2 separate regions of the Mus musculus genome follow, and region 2 is linked to region 1. The links are chromatin loops, found by intact Hi-C in ENCODE. Cell type or tissue: gastrocnemius. All regions are shown on one strand. Each heading gives the region's core, and the rest is flanking DNA. Links, peaks and the distances in the headings are about the cores only. Region 1 overlaps Cdkal1 (CDK5 regulatory subunit associated protein 1-like 1). Region 2 overlaps Cdkal1 (CDK5 regulatory subunit associated protein 1-like 1).

Region 1 (2,918 bases), core at 252-2,751:
ATTCTTCTCCCCACCTTCTACTATACCCTTTACCACCATTGCAAATAATTCAACTTCTGAACACAAGGAACACGCTAAACCCTACCCTGATGAGCACACAAACCAACAGGAACATATGTAACCGTATTTTATCAAGTTTAAAGGTCCATCGAGATTGCTACAGTCAATTCCAGCCCATTAAACAGAAAGCAATTACTGCTTCCAATTTAATAAGAATGGATTAAACTGGATTTCTGATTCAATACCATTTGTAAAAGTGTCCATGTCAGGAAGAGTGATGGCGTGCGATCTTATCTCAGACATGTCAAGACTAAGCCAAGTGGACCTGACAGCACCTAAATAGGACTCTACTGAAAGCTCCAGACGTTCACATGCATACATACCACTTAGTTCACTGTTACAATAGACTTCTGTGTTAAAGTTGGAAAGCAATTATTAACATTCATCATATTCAAAAGTCAGTTCTACTTGATCACTAACCCACATATAATGCACATTTTAAAAATTCCTATTTTGTGTGTGGTACCCTGTGCAATGGCACTTGTAATTCAAACACACATGGACACTGCTCATGCTAGCTCATTTAATCCTCCACTTCTACCAAAGGCAGTGCTCAGGACTAATCACAGGACTCAGAGGACTAACACGGGACGATCACTGTAAGCTTAAGGCTAGCCTGGGCTATACAGTAAGACTCTGTCAGGGAGAGAGAGGGAAAGAGAAAGGGAATGGGAGAGGGGGAGGTGAAGAGGGAGGGGGAGGGGAAAGGGAGTGGGAGAGGGAGAGAGCTAGCTGGCTAGCAATTAAGCTAATAGAAGATATTACCTGATTTTACCCTTATTTTACAGTGTGAGTGTTAAAAGTTGGGTACTTCAGCTCTGATTTGCTGACCAAGTATCTCTGAAATGTCCAAGCTGAGTAAGATGGAAAGACTTCACCAAAGGAAAGGAAAAATGGGTGAATCACACTTAGGTGGGGACTGGCTAAGAAGTCACTATTTCAGTAAGCAGAAATATACTAAACAGCAGTGGTGCCAAAGCGTTGTGGCTTATGGAGAGGAGGGTCTAAGATGATCAGGTTCATGAAAACAATGTTAAGGCACAACTACCACCACTAAGAAAGCCCTCAGATTACCATAAATATAATACATACCAAAGAGTATATATAAACCTGTACCAAGATTCTAGGCCCCTCTTACATCAACCCTCAAACCCACGTCAAGTCAGAGGGGAATGTGAAAGTGCAGAGTTCAACTCTTTCTGCTTTACCATTTCCTAACCCTGTTTAATAAACAGGTCTGAGAATTCATGAGGCACTCAAGATGGACCCATGCCACTGTTTTTAGTAAGCCTGAAAGTAAGAGAGTCATAAAGTAACAAATAGTTTTTCCTCAGATTCAAAAATCCCACCTTAATATATTCCTACGGAAAGCCACAACCAGACACTAGGACGAGCAGTGAAAGCGACCAAGACCAGTTGAAGCTGTCAGCCCATCATTGGATAATCACACATCTGATTTGCTGCGCACTGCATCTCAGATTAACAAGAGCTCACATGGCCTCTGAAAAGGTCAATTTGCCAAGTTCTTATATAAATACTGTTAAAAATAGAAAAAAAGCAGAGAAAAATTAAATGTTAGGTAACTTAATGACTTCTAATCATTTTATTAGATGATCATTTGTAACATGGAATTCATGTTCAGGGGTCATAACACCACTAAGTGATCGCATGATGCAATACTGCCATCTGCTGTTCAAAAGCTAGAAACACATCTTATTTTTAACACAAACCTTCTGAAGGCCAGAGTGTTGAACATACTCAACTACTAATGTCCCTGAAGTTTTTAGACCCAAAATTAAAGAAGGCAACAAAAAATAAAAATAAAAAAATTAAGTATGTTTTAAATGATGCTTTCATGGTAATTTGTCATCTACTCATTTTCTTAAGAAAGAAAACTACAATTTAAACACAGGCTATTTCTACATAAATTACTCAAGAACACTGTACAATATTTTTAAGCATAATCTGAACTTTATTAAGCAATTAAATAGGTATCAGATTTCTGAAAGTATATGGATATGTGTTTTATTTGTCTCATAAAACCTCTAACATGTAGGTAGAACACAGTGTAGCAGGCCAGAAGTTTTTTAAAGCCTCAATCTCCTGATACAGTTCCCCTTTCAATCAAGTTTATTCAGGAAAACAGCATATGGCTGGCTTTGCTGCTCACAAGCTACACAAAGCTGAAGTTTAGGTCAAATGTTAACAGCATGAAGAACAAACTGCAAGCTCACAAGGAGAAACAGGAGAATGGTAACAGTATCACAATTTTAATAGTGGGAAAATTGGGAAAGCAGGTTTTCACTCTGTATCAAATGACTCACTAGCATGGAAGTCTAACCATTGCTGGCCATTCATTTTAGACAAATGATAAGCGTCTTCAGAGCGAGGACCCAGAACCAAGAACTAGAGAATTCACTTACTCCTTTAAAAATAGTGAAGATTCTGAGAGAATCCCTGTCTTGAAAAACAAAAAACAAAAAATGAAGATTCTAATCAATCATTCAAATTCTGGAGACCAAACCAGATTTTCCAACTAATCCTTCAAGAAAGCCAACATTCTCCTCAATCATTCAAGATTATTTAAACATAAGGAGAATACTGCTTGAAGTACAAAGGACACAGGAAAGGCCCACACTCCTTGGTTTGTACAGATGACACAGTATAGGACAAATCAGGGCTGCTTAGCATTCTGTCCAAAATGAGTTTGGGCACTTCCTAAGAAGCCAAATATGGGGAAATTTCTCAGCCAACTAGACAAATAAATCAAATATATATATTTGATTTGATATATATATTAATTATTTCTGTGCTGCCTGAAAAACAAACATGTATATAAAGAAGAAACAGAAACTAAC
Region 2 (2,918 bases), core at 169-2,668, 100 kb before region 1:
TGAGACTGGGTTGGATTTTTAACCCAGAGCTCTTTTAGAACGTACATTTTCATAGATGTGGCAGAAAACCATAAGATTTTTAAAAGCATGTTTGTTATTCAAATTCCATATATCTACTGAGTATCTCCTCTTTTAAAAATACACTTGTTAGGTTGGAGCTGGAGCTGGGGCTGGGGCTGGGGCTGGGGCTGGGGCTAGGGCTGGGGCTCCATAGTCGAGTACTTTCCTGGTAAGCAAAGGGCCCTGGGGTCACCCCTCTACAAACAGAAAACTTCAGATAAGAAATGCCAACTCTAGGATCATCCTTCCATGTGTGAGGAGTGCTTGCTTATCCTTAACTGCAGAACACACATGTAACACATATGTAACAGCCATAGCCTTGCTATGGTGTCCAACAGAGCCATCTCCATCTCTACCCTTCAGCCCAACACCAGTGTTAGTCATTTTTTAATTACTTCTAGCAAGTTCCAAAACCTTTGAGGGGCCACATACCTCACAGGCTACCACAGTAGCTAAGCAGATAGGTAGGTGCACAATGGCAGCGGTTACCGTACTGCCAAATGCTGCACGTATCCCTTTTCAATGCTGTAGATAAGAATAAGCTATCCTCAGATGCTTATGTTAACAGTGGCAAAAGTGCTCTTCAGTTGCAGAGCAGGAACTTTAAAGGGAATTTGTTTCCTTAAGTCAAATACCCAGTAGCCAACTACTCCAGAGTTCTGTGCTACAGGATGAATGGTTTGCAAAACCAAAACAGATCTCAACAGCCACATAGCCAAGGAAGCAACCACAACTCAGGGCCACTCATCAGACTGCTAAGGAACAAAGTCCTAGCAGGTGGCCATCCTCTGCTCCAAATTCAGCCATCCTGCACATGACATTATCTTCACGATTTGTATGCGGTCGTTTTGTATAATGTAACCCCTGGTATCCAATTTTCAAAATTAAGACAAAACTGTCTTTAATGACAGGCAAACCACAAGAGGAAACATCAATGATAAAAATAAGTCTGCTCAGAGCTCAGTGAAAAGGGCCCCTCCCAAGTCCCAGAGGTACCTGCCAAGCCTTACCCCACCCTCACCTCAGTATTTGTTCAGTGAAGCAGTGCTGTGCCTGGAACAAATCCCGAGGCCTAGTCAAACACCAGGTGGTACACCAGTGTCATTTTTTAAGTAACAGATGGCTCAAACTTTTCTTGTTTATGACATACAGCCAGGACTTACACAAGTGAAGCTGTCTTCCAAGTTCTTTATACAAGTAGCACAATTACTCATGTGACTCACCACTTCGAATCATAAAGACAGCAGCAGGTGGGACAGATGCAGGGCTCCTGGATTATTTATGACTTTGCATAACAGACAGAGAAACCATACACATGAACACAGATGGAGTCAAGTGCAGTCACATATTCAATGGTATTTCATTTCCTAGGTCATAAAGTCTGGAGGCCAAACCAAGTGAGCGCTTTGGTTTGAATAAATAAAAGTAAAATGTTACGAACCTAAGATGGAAGTAGGGAGAAGAGAGGTGTGTCCAGTGTCCTTCAAATCTGAAGGGCATTTTCACTAAAGGTTTAGGAATGGAAAGTAAGTCAAAGATTGCTGGGCCAGGAGTTTGCAAGGGACTTTCATTACCTGCATATCATTTCAGTTGTTATTAGGACCAGGTAATCTCACTGAGTTTAATTTATTAAACTGCATCACAGATTCCTTTATAGTAGAAATACACACTTGAGTACTGTGTGTGTGTGTGTGTGTGTGTGTGTGTTCAGTACCATGGTTTCAAGCATCAATTGCTCACTGTGTCTCTCTTAAAGCACAGGCATCAACTGGGGATTGGTGGGACAAACACCTCCCCCAAATTAGAGCTGTATATCAAATTCATCAAAAAATGAGGGGAAAGCTTGAAGCAAAGTAAAAGAAGTTACCCTAAGTGATTTTCTCCCTGTTTCTCTCTCTCCCTCACCATGTCCCCACTAAACAACACTACAGCCAGGGTCTATCTACCTCTATCAAAGGCTAGTAAAGGCCTGAGCATCTTTGGACAAAGCAGCAGAATTAAGGAATTGACAGGAAATGTGTGAGCTTTCCAACAGGGCCCATCGGTCTCAGCCTACTTCACTCTAAAGTGCCTGGCCCATGCTTTATCATGAACATGACTCTAGCATCACCTCAGCTTTCTCATCCCTGACAATCAAGCATACAATGATTGATGAGGCCTATGGGTAAGACCCGCTGCCCTTGGCAGAGTCACAGACAGGTTCAAATGTTTGGTGATGCCAGTACTGTTTCACCTGTAGCCACTACTGGGTCCACGATCCAGTTCTTCTATCAACCCATAAAGTTTGATTAGCAATACAGGTAGAAACAGAAAGCTGGTCCCAAACAGATTTGAGACCTGTTGTGCTACCAAAACATGCGGCCAAGTCAAGGAAAACCTAGAGGCTCCCACTTGAACACCTCCTGACTCCTCTAAAACTCATGGGATAGACTCAGATACCCCACACATGTTGGGTTTCCCTAACAACTGAATTACTACAGCTATTTTTCCTGGGTAAAATCCAAGTGCTTTTTGAGATGAACTTGTTCCTCTATGGTACTGTCCTGGTGCATTACTTCTCTAGCTGTCTAAACTGTCCTTCCTCCTTGTACAGATAATAATCCTCAGATAATAACACTGCAGGCCAAAGAACCAAAAGGAGCTGCTCCAGGAGGAGGAGCTGCACTACAGTGGGGGGCACGGTTCTTCACTAAACGTGTCCTCTGTGAAAACTTAGCTGATTATCATCTTATGCTAGACAAATTCACTCTGATCCACATCCTTATCCTAAAAGCTTGGGACAGAACTGTTGAAGTGGGCAAGTTTTTTAACTTCTGGAATATTACATAGACTTTTCCATCGGGGATTAGCACCCCTAA

What was found. Hi-C counts contacts between places; a loop is a spot of excess contacts. Peaks named below come from ENCODE experiments on the same cell type or tissue, not always from the same donor. Only the 100,000 strongest peaks of a DNase experiment are listed, where the experiment ranks them.
Region 2: it touches region 1 in a loop (2.1-fold over the local background); 3 of 42 quality-filtered maps call a loop at or near these places.

What each region holds. Positions count from the first base shown.
Region 1 is chr13:29,837,106-29,840,023 of GRCm38, forward strand. All of the region lies in intron 4 of Cdkal1 (CDK5 regulatory subunit associated protein 1-like 1), which reads right to left. Among named protein-coding and RNA genes, the nearest start is that of Cdkal1, 17 kb to the right of the region's middle. In gastrocnemius, for the core only: a CTCF peak has its summit at 1,741 (motif pointing left); no DNase peak of the experiment used is centred there.
Region 2 is chr13:29,737,062-29,739,979 of GRCm38, forward strand. All of the region lies in intron 5 of Cdkal1 (CDK5 regulatory subunit associated protein 1-like 1), which reads right to left. Among named protein-coding and RNA genes, the nearest start is that of Cdkal1, 120 kb to the right of the region's middle. In gastrocnemius, for the core only: no CTCF peak of the experiment used is centred there; a DNase peak (open chromatin) is centred at 1,118; H3K27ac peaks cover 265 bases.